2 separate regions of the Homo sapiens genome follow, and region 2 is linked to region 1. Evidence: chromatin contacts called from ENCODE Hi-C or POLR2A ChIA-PET data. All regions are on one chromosome and are shown on one strand. Each heading gives the region's core, a stretch centred on a gene start or an enhancer-like site at or near the end of the contact. The rest is flanking DNA. Distances are from core to core; before and after follow the strand shown.

What was found. A loop is a pair of places that touch in the nucleus more often than their neighbours do. ChIA-PET counts read pairs that join two places held with the same protein, here RNA polymerase II (POLR2A). Pooled maps may share reads with other maps.
Region 2: a map of mammary epithelial cell shows a loop between it and region 1 (3-fold over the local background). The contact joins two enhancer-like sites. A Hi-C loop is called at or near these places in 33 of 168 maps with a recorded cell type or tissue (A673, B cell, CD14-positive monocyte and 22 more), 20 of 37 single-sample maps with no recorded cell type and 33 of 50 pooled maps. POLR2A ChIA-PET finds 5 or more read pairs at or near these places in 2 of 52 experiments (WTC11 and activated T-cell).

What each region holds. Positions count from the first base shown.
Region 1 is chr1:147,492,813-147,500,328 of GRCh38, reverse strand. All of the region lies in intron 3 of LINC00624 (long intergenic non-protein coding RNA 624), which reads left to right. Among named protein-coding and RNA genes, the nearest start is that of LINC00624, 21 kb to the left of the region's middle. RefSeq lists a silencer at 5,077-5,266. Within about 2 kb of position 3,593, at least 4 of the 41 ENCODE cell types and tissues checked have a DNase peak (open chromatin) inside an H3K27ac peak, as active enhancers do.
Region 2 is chr1:147,714,498-147,722,013 of GRCh38, reverse strand. The region is part of intron 2 of LOC105371230 (a long non-coding RNA gene); the gene reads left to right. All of the region lies in intron 1 of LOC102723321 (a long non-coding RNA gene), which reads right to left. Among named protein-coding and RNA genes, the nearest start is that of GJA5, 42 kb to the left of the region's middle. Within about 2 kb of position 4,118, at least 3 of the 41 ENCODE cell types and tissues checked have a DNase peak (open chromatin) inside an H3K27ac peak, as active enhancers do.

The DNA of each region.
Region 1 (7,516 bases), core at 2,344-4,843:
ATCATGTCACTGCAAATAATTACTATTTTATTTTTTCCTTTCCAATTGCAATGCATTTTAATTATTTTTCTGACATTAACAGTATATGGCACAGACCAGTACAATGTTGAATAGAAATGATAACGTTCAGTGTTTTTCCACTTAATATGATTAGTTTTAATTTGTTTGTGGATACTTATTATCAGAGTGAGGACATTCCCTTGTATTCCTAGTGTGCTGTGAGTTTTTATCATAAGAGGGAGCAGTATTTTGTCATATCCATTTTATGCATTGATTGAAATAATCATACTGCTTTTCTCTTCATTCATCTTCACCCCAACGAGGAGAAATGGTTTCTTAAGAACATCCCATGCACTTTATTTCAAATCTGTGATCATAGAGCGTTTGCTCTCATGAGGGGAACTGACAACTAGGAGGAAGTGCCCCATTCCTCAACACCAACTCTGGGAAGTGGTGGGAAATCTCTCCTTGTCTATGTGAATGTGTTTGCCTTCTGGTTTACCAATCATTTTTATAAGACATTTCTTACTTGAGACTTTAACTTGAACTGACTGAGTTCAGGAGGAGACCCTGGACCTGTGGTGACTTTCCCTCACCTCTCCCTCCAAACACACACACAAGATGCAGCCACCTAGGGAGAATTTGTCAGAGACAGCCAAGCATCTCTCGCCGTGTAAAGAGCAACAGCAGTCATTTTCATCATGACCATCATCATCATGATAGGTTAATAGGGCACTTGTGCATTAAGGACAAATGTGAGTCATAAATATAAGAATAATAATTTAAAAGAAATAAGATCATTCATTTTAACTCTATTCTCCACTGTCCTTTGCTTTGCTGAAATTATACAACCCATCAAGCAGCAGACAGACACCCAATTGAATGTGGTTACCAGAAACACTCCCTGCCTTTGCTTTGTGATTGGTTGAGTGTCTCCTGAGGGCCAGGAGCTTTTTAAGCAGCTGGTGCAAATGGATGCCTTTCTGAAATTAACCAGTTGATGAATGTCACAGCCATCAGGCTTCCCTCCAGTGTTGGACCAGACAGTGCTCAAGCTGCTTGCTTCCCTCACAGCCTCCAGGGTCCATGACTGAGGGGAAGATGAATGGTCCAGGGGATGGGTGGGCAACCAGTTCAAAGCCAACTGCAGAATGCTCAGCCTTTGAGGACTGATATTTCTCTCTCTTATGCATCCTTGTATCTATGTGTGGCCTTTGCCATGTCCAAAATTTCTCGATGTTTGTTTAGGACTGAGGTCCTCTGAGGAGGGGTTTATGTATGTGGTATAAAGACCCAGACTTGACCCTGGCTCAGGTGCTTACAAACTGTGGAAACGTGGGCATGTTATTACCCACTCTGAGTTTCACTTTCCTCAACTGTATAAGGAGAAAATAAGACCTGCTTCACATGAGCATTAAATGATACATGAAGCCTGTTTCAGAGCCACTGGAATATATTGGGCACTCAGTAAATGGTAGGTAGGGTATTATTATTACTATCCTTACTACTGTTATGGAAGGAACCAAGAAGGTCAACTGAATCCAGATATCACAGACCATAAATGCTGTTATTAGAGACTTACTTCTTTGGGTTCTTCTCCCGGTGGATCCTCTTTTAAAAAACAGATATGGATTTTGCATATACTGAGGTGTTAGTAACATACATTACTAACCCATCTAAGTACTTTCATCTTGACCTGAAAGAGGCAAGGGGTTATCAGACTACATTTCCTTTCATCGTGATTTTTCCCACAGTTGGACCCATATCCAAAGGCCACTAAGCTGAGTCTAGTAACTGTGAGTTGCTCTAGTTAGCATTGGGAATGGAACCTACACTCACAAATGCTTTATGGTCCTGGTTGTTTCTGTCCTGACAGAGTACTGGGGTGGGACCAGGAGGCTGGGCTGGTCCTAGCTCTGTCACTGTCTAGGTGGCTTTGGCCAGGGTCTCTCTTTGGATGTCAGTCTCTTCATCTGCAAAATGGAAGGGTTGCATTTTATTGGTGATTTCCAAGTGGTGAACAGGGAAACTGCCCTTTGACAAACACCAGGAGTGAGGAAGAAAAGGGGTTAGAAGAGAGACAGAGAAGAGCCAGATCACAGTTGCTGAAGGGGAAAGGGCAGGGGTAGAAAATCTGTTTGAGAAGAGTAATTCCTGCTTCCCAAAGGACCAGCACTTGGGAAACTAGACTAAATATCTCTGAGGCCATGGGAATGTACAGCCCACTTCGGGTTAGGCAAAACTGTATATGTAACCTAAAGAGGCAAGGGTTTACATAAGGCTAAACAGCCACCCAGAAGGGAATTAGATTTCAAAGCCTCTGCGTTCTGGCCCACTGCTTAGCCACATGCTGCACCTGTTTCCCTTTTCCTTTTTACTAACATGGGCTCTCCCTCTAACACCTACTGACCATTAATTAATGGCCAACAAATCAGTTGAGACACTGTACTAAGTACTTACTGTTCACAGTATCAGAATTTATGCAATAAATTGTATTCTTCTTAGGGGTTGTTAGCATATCCGAAGGCCAATTGTGGAGCCTGGCAAGGTGATCTTTTAAGTGTCTGCTTAAAATTCTATCCACAAGGTTCTGTTGCCTAGAAAATTCTTAATGAGAAGAGTTAAATAAGTAGTTGATCAACGCAGGCACAGTTTTAGGAACACTAATGGACATCAGCTGGTTGGTGGACATTAGTTAGGGCAGGTAGGTCCACCTAAGACTCTCCTCGATTTATTCCTTTGGCTCTTGACTCTTGCCATGCTGCAGTTATGAAGTGCTTTGAGCCTCTCCTCGGTCCGATTCCTCTACATGTTGGTCTGTGATGTGAGAGCAGGAGTCATGGAATTAGAAAACCTGGTTCTTGTGCTCACTTGCTGCCTACCTGCTGTGTAATATTGGGCAGCTGTATACTCTCTCTGAGGCTTAGCTGCCTCATCTGCAAAACAGGCAATAACAACAACCTCCCAGACTGGTTGTGACTATCAACCAAGGTCACTGGCAGGAATAAACATATTGCAAACTGTAGGGCTCTGTGAAACTGTGAGCTCCTTGAGGCCTGGTCAGTGACTCTGTTTTTTGTTGTATATAATATTTAATGCAGTAGTTCTCAACTACATAAGAATCATCCAGAGAGCTTTTAAAAAATACAAAGGCCTGGGCTGCACTCCCAGATATTCTTACTTAATTGTTTTAGGGTGGAGCTGCGGCATTGGTATTTTTAAAAGTTCCCAGGTGATTCCAATGTGCAGTCAGAGTCAAAAATTACATTTGGCTCTTTGCTGGAGGCTCAGTTCTGTTGGATGAATGAATGATTCTAATTATGACTTCCTCTCTCCTTTCCCTGGAGGAGTGTGCTTTGTCCTGGATGGAAAGATGTTTCCTGTGTCAGGCTTTATTCAGGCGCCTGGCTATTTCTAGAACTGCTTTGGAAGAGCATCTGGACATTCATGTTCAGAAGATGCTCACAATGACAAACATGCTGGTGGGCAGCACCTCAAGGGGCCAGATGGGGCGGCCCTGCAGTTGCTGAACGTGGCCACTGGGCTAGTTAGTATTTCTAAGTGGCAGTGTGCCAGGCCTTGGGTAGGCGGAAGGGAGCTGGGATTCCCTGGCCTCCCTCCTACTTCCCACCAATTAGGTCAGGTCAGCCTTTGGCTGTGTTAAATGCTTTAGGAAGTTCCTGGACCCTTTCCTATTGTTTACCTTGTGAAGACATTTCAGTCAGAGTTTTTTAATAGAACAGTGGAACATGAAATTAATTTTCTGGGCAAGCTGGTAGTGAGGTATACTGGTGTTACAAATCTAACTTTAGATTTTTTACTTCAGCTTTTGACTGTACTTCCTTTCAGGAAGAATTCTTTTATGGAATTCAACCAGCCCTAACTCTGTGTGTGTGTGTGTGTGTGTGTGTGTGTGTGTTCTCCTTCATCCACCAAACACACCATGTTTTGATGCATCTGATTTACCATATACAGTTGTGGCAGGAATTTCTTCTTCCCACCTCCCCAGGCCAGTGTGAGCTTCCCCTGAAGCCATCTTGGATCCCCTCAGTTAGGGGCCGCTGCTCAGAATTCCCAGCAGCCTTCCTGTTGCAGCACTTCCCACGTCCTCAATCCTTACACCTCCAGGAATAGGGCACAGGCAGTGCTGTGAAAGCTCAGGCAGAGCTGGGCTTAAACTCCAGAGCTTCTCCGTATTTTCTGAAAGACCTTGGACAAGTTATTTAACTTTTCGGAGACTCAATTTTCTCATCTCTAAAATCATGAGGGACTGTTGATGAATCCTTAAGGACTAATAATCACTGGCGTGACTATCGTGAGAATCCAAGAGGTAAGATAAATAAAGTTACAGGGAAAAGCCTGGCATGAAATTGTTGTTTCTTGCTGAGGGTAGGATTCGTGTGTGTCCTCCCCAAATGCCCAGGTCCCTCCTTCAATGGGCACTCAACAAATATCCACTGAATGGGGGTGCATGAAAGGACATGCTGGGAATCTAAACCTTAGGACAGAGCAAGGAAGCCCCTTTCCTTTCCATGCCTCCTTGTTCAACTAAAGCTATATGTACCTCCTATGGTTGTATTTATTTGTTGTGTCTTTTAAAGCAATATAGTTCTCTTTATGTGTACTCCAACATGCAGCAAAGTATTGTAACCAGACTGCATCATTTGAGTTCATTCCTGAAAGTTGCTTCTTGAGGTTGAGCCATCTTAGAGAAGAACCTGGCCTCAGCAGAAAGAGGTGAAGGCCACAGCATTGGCTGAGTGTTCACTAAGTGCCGGGCCCCTCAACTATGACAGTGTACCAACAGAACACATGGCACGGCAGAAGCACTCATCACCCATAAAACAGATCAAGATGCTGAAGTTCAGAGAAGTTAGGAAGTTTCACTGAGCACCCAAGATAAGACACAGCAAAATGGGATTCTTGGCTCTAAAACCCATATACTTTCCATTATATCACACTGAATTTTGCATCAGAGGAACTGTGGTGGAATTGTGACTTTGTCACTAACCAGCCGGGAGGCCTTGGGAGAGCCACTTAATATTTCTGAGGCTCTAATTTCCTCAACCTACAGGGAGGGTTGGACCACTAGGCGATGGCGCGGTTCTCAAATTCGGTTTCAGTGGCTGTCTGTACCAGCCACTGCTAGTGTCTGCAGCCCTCTAGTGGTGCTTTGCAGGAACCAAGTGGTACCTAACCTTTCCAGGGCAGTTATTCACAAAGCGTTGATGCAGACTGCCAGGGCACCTGGGGCCTCAATGCCTGTTCACATTCACTGACCATGAATTAAAGACAAGCAGGGCTCAGAGGAGCCCTGGAGATAGACGTGAGCCTCATTGGTCCTCAGAGGGATTATTATTTTTAAAACTTTGCTTTCTGTTTGTTCTATACCATGCCTAGGACTCTCACTCACCTTTGAATGATAAAGAATGAACCCTCCCCATAGATTAAAATTGTAATTTTAAATTTAGTCATGGTATGTGCATGTACCTGACTTTGTTCATATCCCACAGCCCTAATATAATCAGGCCATCTTGGCGGCAACAGGATTGCTGAAGGGATGCTGTGTTGTGGACCAGCACATCGGGTTTAAGCCCTGGTAATGCTAGGCATTGACACCACTGGGTCTCTCACCTCTCTGCACCCCAAACTTATCATGGGTAAATGAGGGGTTTGGTGGAAGAGGCCTTGCAACTCTGTCTTATGCATGTGCATGGAGCTGATTCTTTAGAATGGCAGAGTTTTACCATTCCATTCAGTCTTTGAGATTTTTGCTGATGGGAACATGCCTTTCAGTGAAGCTGGGACAGAGGGGTTAGGAAAAGATATTATCTAGAGCTTAAGGTAGAGTAAGGTGAACAAGCATGGCCTTAGGAGCCACCTACATGCTGACAATTCTTACACATATGACCTGGGCCTCTTCCCTGAGATCCAGACTTAGTATCTACCTGTCTGCTCCATTTGGAAATCTAACAGCTATTTCAAACTTAACATGGCCAAATAGAGCTATTTATTCCCCATTCCTCCTAGGTCTATTCCCCAACCCTGGCCTTTCCCACCTTAGTGAATGGTACCACTATCTACCTAGTTGCTCTAGGAGCCCTATTTACTTTTCTTCTTTCAGTTATATCCCCATGTCTAGGTCTTCCAAAAACCCCTTCGCTCTACCTATAAAATATATCTCAAAGCTGACAATTTCTTCCATCTCTACTGTCTGCTACTGTAACACCTTACTCTCTTTCCACCTGGATGACATGACAGCCATAGCCTCTTTTTTTTTTTTTTTTTTTTTTTTGAGACCTAGTCTCATTCTGTCACCTAGGCTGGAGTACAGTGGTGCGATCTTGGCTCACTGCAACTTCTGCCTCCCGGGTTCAAGTGATTCTCCTGCCTCAGCCTCCTGAGTAGCTGGGATTACAGGTGTGTGCCACCACGCCCAGCTAATTTTTGTATTTTTAGTAGAGACGGGGTTTCACCATGTTTTCCAGGCTGGTCTAGAACTCCTGACCTTGTGAACCGCCTGCCTCGGCCTCCCAAAGTGTTAGGATTACAGGCGTGAGCCACCACGCCCAGCCAGCCATAGCCTCTTAACAGGTCTTGGACTTCTACTCTTCCCCCTGGAATTCATCCTTCAGAGTGATTATTCAGAAGAGCAGCACAGATTGTGTTGCCCCCTTACTTAAATCCCTCTAGTGGTTTTGCCTTTGCTTACAGAACCAAATCAAATCCCTAATCTATTGGCACTCCTGCTCCAACCCTCCCACGCTCACCAGCCAGTCTTTCTCCACCCACCCCTCCTTCATCTCACATTGCTCTGGCCACCCCGGCCTTCCCGCCTTCCCTGAAGATACCAAAGTCTTTCTCTTCGTGGGGCCTGTGCTGTCATTTTTTTGCCTGAAATGCTCTTCCTTTAGATTTTAACACAGCTGTCTTCCTCATGATCAATATTGCCTCGAGTCCCAAATGTGACCTCCTCTGAGGGGCCATCCCTGCCCCCACTAACGGAAGCAGCGCCTGAGTCATAGCCCCATATTTTATGTATTTTTTATCCCTTACTCCTGCCTGATTTTTAAAAATTTGTTTAGGAGCTTAACAGCACTCTCCACACTAGAATATAACTTCCTTTTGAGCATAGAAGGTATTCTTCTTGCTCACCACTGATTCTCCAGAGCTTTGAATTATGGGTCTTCAAAAATATTTCATGATGAATTAACTGACAGCTGATGATCCCGGCCTGCTTCATTAACTCTTTACACAGGCTCGTCAGTATAGCACACAATTTTGTCATCCAGAAGAAAGAAGAAAGTTATATTTTGTTTGTTTGTTTGTTTGTTTGTTTTATGAGAGGGTCTCACTCTGTCTCCAAGGCTGTAGTGCAGTGGTGCGATCTTGGCTCACTGCAACCTCCACATCCCGGGTTCAAGGGAGTCTTGTGCCTCAGCCTCCCGGGTAGTTAGGATTACAGGTGCATGCCACCATGCTCAGCTAATTTTTGTATTTTTAGTAGAGATGGGGT
Region 2 (7,516 bases), core at 2,869-5,368, 220 kb before region 1:
CACTACCCAATCTCTCTCATCTCTCCCCATTACCCAAGAACTCTCTGAATGTGGAAATTTCCCCCCAGGCCTTCCTGATGCAATGAAATAAGCATGGGATTAGCACCCAGGCATGAGAATTTGCATTCTGGCCACACCACCTATGGAGTGTGTGCTGGGCATTGTGTAAGCACTCCACGTGTATTAACTCACTGATTCCTTGTGACATCCCTAAGGAGCTGGCAACTGGTATGTCTCTCTCTCAACCTTGGCAGTTCTCCTCCCACCCTGCACTTCTCTCTAGCTGCTGCCTTACAATGCTCTCCCATCTCAGCTAGGCTTCTGCCAAAACCTCTACCTTCTCACACCTTGTTTGCTTCTCATCCCACTGCAATCCTCTCTATTTTGATTTATCGGCAAAGTCCCATAATGACCTCCATGCTGCTAATTTATCTGTGTGTTTTCCTCATTTTATGTCATCTCTCTGTGGCAGTAGATGAAGTTGACTGATATCTCTTATTCAGCTTCCAAGAAACTGTGTTTTCCCCTACATTTTCCTGTTGTCCTTCGAAATCTAGTTCAGACTCCACATCCCTCAGGAAACCATCTTCGATCTCTGCCTGTCTTCTCTCTAGTCGATGACTCTCTCTTTTGTGTTATTATACCTCTGAACACTGTACTTCCCTTCTTTGTTGTACTTATCACATTATACTGTAAATTTTTTAACCCATTTATGTCCTCTATTAGGCAGAGAACTCCTCTGAGGGAAGAAACCGTAATCTATCCTCTATTCCCAGTCTATTATTCATAGTAGGTCCTCAATACATTGCCTATTGCATAAATTCATAAATGGGTAAGTTGCTGAGGAAGGCCAGGTATATGGATAGCTCATTTAACATGTTTGCTAAGGAAAGACAAATGCAACTATAGCTGTTGGTTGGAAACAGGACTAAATGGTAGAAGAGTATGGTTTTGTGTGTTTGTTTTTTTGAGGGATGGCTAAGACCTAAGAGAAGTGGTCCCAGGAGACAGAAGAGGTTTTTAGAAAAGGGGAGAGCAAAGCATATTTGCAGGCTGAGGGGAGAAAGACCATGGAATAGGAGGAAGCCTGAAATGAGTAGGGGAAGTGGTTGAAGCAAGAGACTGTGAGGAAAAGTCAGGATGGGCCCAAGAGCACAGGTGAAGGGATTACTGTGAAGGCGGAGAAGCCAGGGCTCTCTCCTTAACCAGCTGGGCCCCTGCCCTTCGCAGCTGCTGCCAGCGCTTGACCACTCCCTCAGCTGGGATTCCACTTCCTCAGGCATCAGCACACCTATTACCATCTCAGCTGCTGCCACTGCAGAGACCCAGAGAACAGGTGCTGCTTCTCCTCTCAGCAATTCCTGAACTCTGATGGCAGCAGGGTCACCACCCAGATGTTAAAAATGCCTCTCTTAGGCCACAGCATAGAGCCGCCATGTGCCCCTAGAGCCCTTACAGCCGCCCTAGCCCCAGAGCTCCTTCGCTGACTTGCTCCTCTTGCTTAGTATAATTCCCTGCTTAGCTGGAGGGCCTGGCAGGGCCAGAAGACACTGTGGGTGAGACCCTGTTGTTACCAGAAATGGGTCCCGATCCAGACCCCAAGAGAGGGTTCTTGGATCTCACACAAGAAAGAATTCAGGGCAAGTCCATAGAGTAAAGTGATAGCAAGTTTATTAAGAAAGTAAAGGAATAAAAAATGTATACTCCATAGGCAGAGCAGAAGCATGGGCCACTCAGCTGCTTATACTTATTGTTACTTCTTGATTATATGCTAAACAAAAAGTAAATTTTTCGTGAGTTTTCTAGAAAAGGGGTGGGCAATTCCCAGAACTGAGGGTTCCTCCCCTTTTTAGACCATAGAGGGTAACTTCCTGACATTGCCACAGTATTTGTAAACCCTCACGGGGCTGGTGGGAGTGTCTTTTAGCATGCTGATGCATTATAATTAGCATATAATGAGCAATGAGGACGACCAGAGGTCACGCTCATCACCATCTTGGTTTTGGTGGATTTTGGCCGGCTTCTTTACCGCAAACTGTTTTATCAGCAAGGTCTTTGTGACCTACATCTTGTGCCAACCTCCTATCTCATTGTGTAACTAAGAATGCCTTAACCTCCTGGGACTGCAGCCCAGTAGGTCTCAGCCTTATTTTACCCAGCCCCTATTCAAAATGGAGTTGCTCTGGCTCAAACGCCTCTGACACTATTATTTTTGTATATACTGGAGTATCTGCAGTGGGCATAAAATGATCCAAAAAAACACAAACAAAAAATGACTCTAACTTTATGTGTGTGTTGGTGGTGGTGGTTCCAATGAGGGAAATTTGTTTTTAGATCTGTTAGGTCCAGGGTCAGGGTCCAGCCCATGCAAGGGGACTGGGTGGATAGCTGGAAGAACACTTGTGGGGGCCATAGGTAGGTGAAATACAGCTTTATTCAGTAGCTCTCTCATCAGCAGCTCTCTTACATTGTTTGCTTTGTTTCAGCTGCTTGAGCCAGCCACTCCCATGCACAGCTGTGTAGCCGGCTCTTCTTTGCCTCCAGGGTCAGTAGCTTAACTCTTTTTTCCTCTGGGCACAAGCTGGTTCCTGGCTGTCCCCTGCCTGCTTGCAAGACAGACAGCTTTGGCTCTCTCTCTCTCTCTGGGCACCAGTTTGCTGAGGTATGTCGAGCTATGTCCAGAAGCTGAGCGGATCCATGTTCCCCATGCACAGCATCAGCAGGGCAGTTATACCTTTTCAAACAATAGTGGCTCCAAGGCAAGTACGAACTTACACAAACAGGTTGTATAAAAAGTGGAGTATGCGCCTGCACCCTAAACTTGCTGAGTCATTCTGGTCCAGATGTCCACCTCAGTCTATTGTTGACCAAAGCACATCCATGTACTTTACACTCCACCCCCTAAGCTGAGGGAGACATAGATTTTAGACACATAGGTCCAATACACGGGTTTGGCACATAAGCCCCTGATTCACACGTCTGACACATAAGCTTTCGGCCCACAGGCCCGATACATACACATATGCTTGACACATAAGCCTGGCACATAGGCTTTGGGCATGCAAGCCCAATATACACACATAGACTTGATACATAAGCCTGGGAACACAGGCCTGACACACAGGCCTGATACATAAACATAGGCTTCTGGGCACACAGGCCCATTACATACATAGGCCCTGATAAACTGCCCAGCTATTGGTGCAGACTACCTTAGGTGTCACCTCCTTGGTGATTACCATTTACATTGCCCTGAGTTCAGCTCATTAGCTACTCTGTCTACACCTGATTTCAAACCATGTGGTGTCAGAACTAGGCTGGACTGCACCAGCAGTCCAGACAGCAGTAGCACCCTGGCTAGACCTAGCTATGTACCATGCCCTATCAGGAATGGGAGGGCACCCTTCCTTAAACAGTGATGGCTCAGGGTCTAGGGGTGCCTCAGGCCCCATGGCCTCATCTTGCATTAGGACTACAGGCCCTAAAACCTCTACTGCTAAGGGACTTGTACTCAGAGTACTCCACTGTTCCAAGTAGACACCCCACTTCACTAAAGTGGATGTCTGTGCCATTCCTGTCTGGCAGGGGTAGTTACCCATGAATGCACCCATCCCACTATTGGGTAAGTCATCCAGACGATGACTGTAGCCCATCCTGCCACACTCTTATGAGCCCGAAGGGCAGCATATGCAGTTGCTAACCACTTTCCCAGTCCGGGGGGTTGTTACCCATGAATGTACCCATCCTGGCACTTTGGTCAGTTCTCTTATCAAACAGAAAAGGCTTTACACTTTTGCCTGACTGCAGCAGGTATTTTTTGAACCGGAGCACTTGGGTGGGACTGGGTTGCACAGCAACGTCCTTCTCCTGAATGACTTGCACTAAGTCTGTACATGACTGCCGACATTACTTGCTTAACTCCCACAACTCAGTAGGGGCACCGGGACTATAGGAAATGTGTTCCATCACAACTGGGGAGGGTCCCTGGGCTCACCCTTGGGGCCCAACAGCTGTCCATGCTCTATTTTCAGACGGATCACTGGGCAAGCCTGCAACAGAAGTTCTTCCTCCTCCCTGCACTGTGTCTCACAGGGATTGGGCGTGCACTTCCTGCAGCACAGTCACAAACGCCCATCTGACTCTGCTGGCAAAGGCATGTTCCTCCTTGGTGTTGTGCACCTCCAGGTACTTCAGGGCCTTCCCCATACTCATGGGGGCCCTGTCCATTGCCTCTCACATTTCCACTAGGGCCCATCCAAGCAGCACCACTGCCACTGGGTACCACACCTCATCCTGCCAATGTCACCAATTGTTAGATCCAGGGTCAGGGTCCAGCCCATGCTTAGGTCTGAGGGGAGTGGGTGGATAGCTGAAAGAACACTTCGGGCGGCCATGTGTAGGTGAAATATGGCTTTATTCAGTAGCTCTCTCATCAGCAGCTCTCTTACACTGTATGCTCTGTTTCAGCTGCTTGAGCCGGCCACTTCCATGCAGAGCTGCACGGCTGACTCTCCCTTGCTTTCAGGGTCAGCAGCTTAACTCTTTCTCTGGGCAAAAGCTGGTTCCTGGCTCCCACCTGCCTGCCTGCAAGACAGACATCTTTGGCTCTCTCTCTCTTTCTCTGGGTGCCAGTGTGCTGAGCCATGTTGAGCCATGCCCAAGAGCTGAGCCAAGCCATGTCCCCTGTGTACAGCATCAGCAGGACAATTATACCTTTTCAAACAACAGTGGCTCCAAGCCAGGTATGAGCTTACACAAACAGGTTATATAACAGGTGGAGTAAGCGCCTGCACCCTAAACTCTATGAGTCACTCTAGCCCGGATGTCTGCCTCAGCCTACTGTTCACCAGAGCACATCCAGGTACCTTACAAGATCAGATTTCAATCAGGAAGTTCTTCACTCCAGCAAATGCACTATATATATTGAGTCAGAAAACAAATATGGGTCACTGAATGCTCAGAGCAGTGAAAATAGTTGACTGGAGCTGCAGCTCTTTGCAATTTAAGAGATAGAAGCTGCTCCAGATTAATAATCAGGGAAGGTAGACAGAATTTTGCAGAGCTTTATATTCAATTATTTATTTAACAAATATTTGAGTCTTGCTATGTGCCAAATACTGTGCTGGACACTAAACATAGAACAGTCAATAAAATAGACAAAATCACTGCCCTCGAGGAGCTTAACCACCTAGCATGATGATGTCAGAGGTGTTTAAACCAGAGCAATTCCATCTTGAATAGGCCCTGGATAAAATAGGGCTGAGATCTACTAGGATGCATTCCCAGGAGGTTAAGACATTCTAAGTCACAGGATGAGACAGGAGGTCGGCACAAGATACAGGTCATAAAGACCTTGCTGATAAAACAGGCTGCATTAAAGAAGCCGGCCCAAACCCACCAAAATCAAAAGGGTGACAAGAGTGACTTCTGATAGTCCACTGCTACACTCCCACCAGCGCCATGACAGTTTACAGATGCCATGGCAACACCAAGAAGTTACCCTATATGGTCTAAAAAGAGGAGGAACCCTCAGCTACCGGAATTGCCCAACCCTTTCCCAGAAAACTCATGAATAATCCATCCCTTGTTTAGCATATAATCAAGAAATAACCATAAAAATGGGCAACCAGCAGCCCTTGGGGCTGTTCTGCCTATGGAGTAGCCATTCTTCATTTCTTTACTTTCTTAATAAACTTGCTTTCATCTTACTCTATGGATTTGCCTCGAATTCTTTCTTGAGTGAGATCCAAGAACCCTCTCTTGGGGTCTGGATTGGGACCCCTTTCCAGGAACAAGGAGACTAAAAATAAACATCTTGTGAAGGAAAAATAAATCTCAGGATCCCAAGATCACTAAGCCAAAGGGAAAAGTCAAGCTGGGAACTGCATCAGGCAAACCTGCCTCCCATTTTATTCCTAAATAAGATAGTTACAAAGATAAAAAAGCCACATACCTCCTTCATGATTTGACCACTACGAAATTCCTTGTGAGCCTCAAGATCTTTACCCTAAAAGGGTTCTGTTGAGTTTTACCCTGACAATGTAAATTGATAGCTTATCCTCACAGGTAGGACGAAGGACAGAACTCTAAGTCATCGCTCTGCTCACCTGAGACAAATGCATATCTGATTGCTTCCTCTGATGTAAAAATGCAGATTTACTGAGCTAGACTCTTTTTCTACCCCCACCCTCATCATGTGTAAATTTTGTATTCGGTGAAAGGCTGCTCAAAAATCAAAAGTACACAACTGTTTGTCTCTTATTTATCCACACCTTTAAGAATTTTCTTCCTCTTTCCCCAATAGCTGCCCTTTCCCCTTTAAATATGGAAGCCCTCAAGGTCATCTTCAGAGAAAGGCACAGAGCTGCCTCCCAGGCACACATCCTTAACCATGGCAAAGAAAACTTTCTAAATTTATTGAGACCTGTCTCAGATATTTTTGGTTTACAATCTTAAATAAGTAACTTGTATAATGTATTAGAAGGTGATAAGTACTACGGAGAAAATCAAGCAAAGATGTAGTAGCCAACCTCCAAGATGGCCCCCAGTTCCTCACCTCCTGGAAACACACCTTGTATTTCTTCCCACATTTAATGGAGCTGGCCTGTGAGAACAATAGGATCTGGCAGAAGTAATGGTGTATGACTTCCAAGGCTAGATTATAAAAGATATTGCAGCTTCTGCCTAGCTGTCTTAGATTGTTTGTTCTGGGGAAAGCCAGCTGCCATGTCATGAGGCACACTCAAGCATTCTTGGGAGAGGTCTGTGTGGGGAGAACTGAGGCCTTCTGCCAACAGCCATGTGAATAAGCCATCTTGGAAGCCAATCCTCTATCCTGGCTGACATGTGACTATAACCTGATAGGAGATCCTGAGCCAGAACCATTCAGCTAAAGCACTCCCTAATTCCTAACCCACAGAAACTGTGCAAGATAATAAATGTCTGTTGTTATTTAAGCTATTAAGTTTGAGGGTAATATGTTATACAGCAATAGTTAATGAATACAAAAGGGACCAGGAGTGACAACGAGGTGAGGTGGGGGGTGAAATTTTAAATTGGATGATCAGAGTGGTCCTCACTTAAAAGGTGACATGAGCAGAGATTTAATAGCGGTCTGGGAGCTAGGCATGCCCATATCCGGGGGAAAGCATCCCAGGCAAAGGAAAAAGCCAGTGCAAAGCCCTGAGGAGACAGCCTGCCCAGATTTGAGGAACAGTAAGGACAGTGTGCTGGAGTGAAGAAAGGAGGGAGAAAAGTCAGAGATGAGTCTGAAAAGGTCAAGAGGGGAAGGACAGTGGCCGATCATGAGAAATGGCTATTGGATTGAGCTCCATAGAAGTCACTGTTGACCTTGACAAAAGTAGTTTCAGTGAAATGAAGGAGATGAACGCCTGCTTGGAGTGGGTTTACAACATAATGGAAAAAAGGAATTGAAGGCAGCCACTCTTTCAAGGAGTTTTGCTGTAAAGAAAAGAGAAATCAGATGCAGCTACAGAAGAAAGTGGGGTCAAGAAAA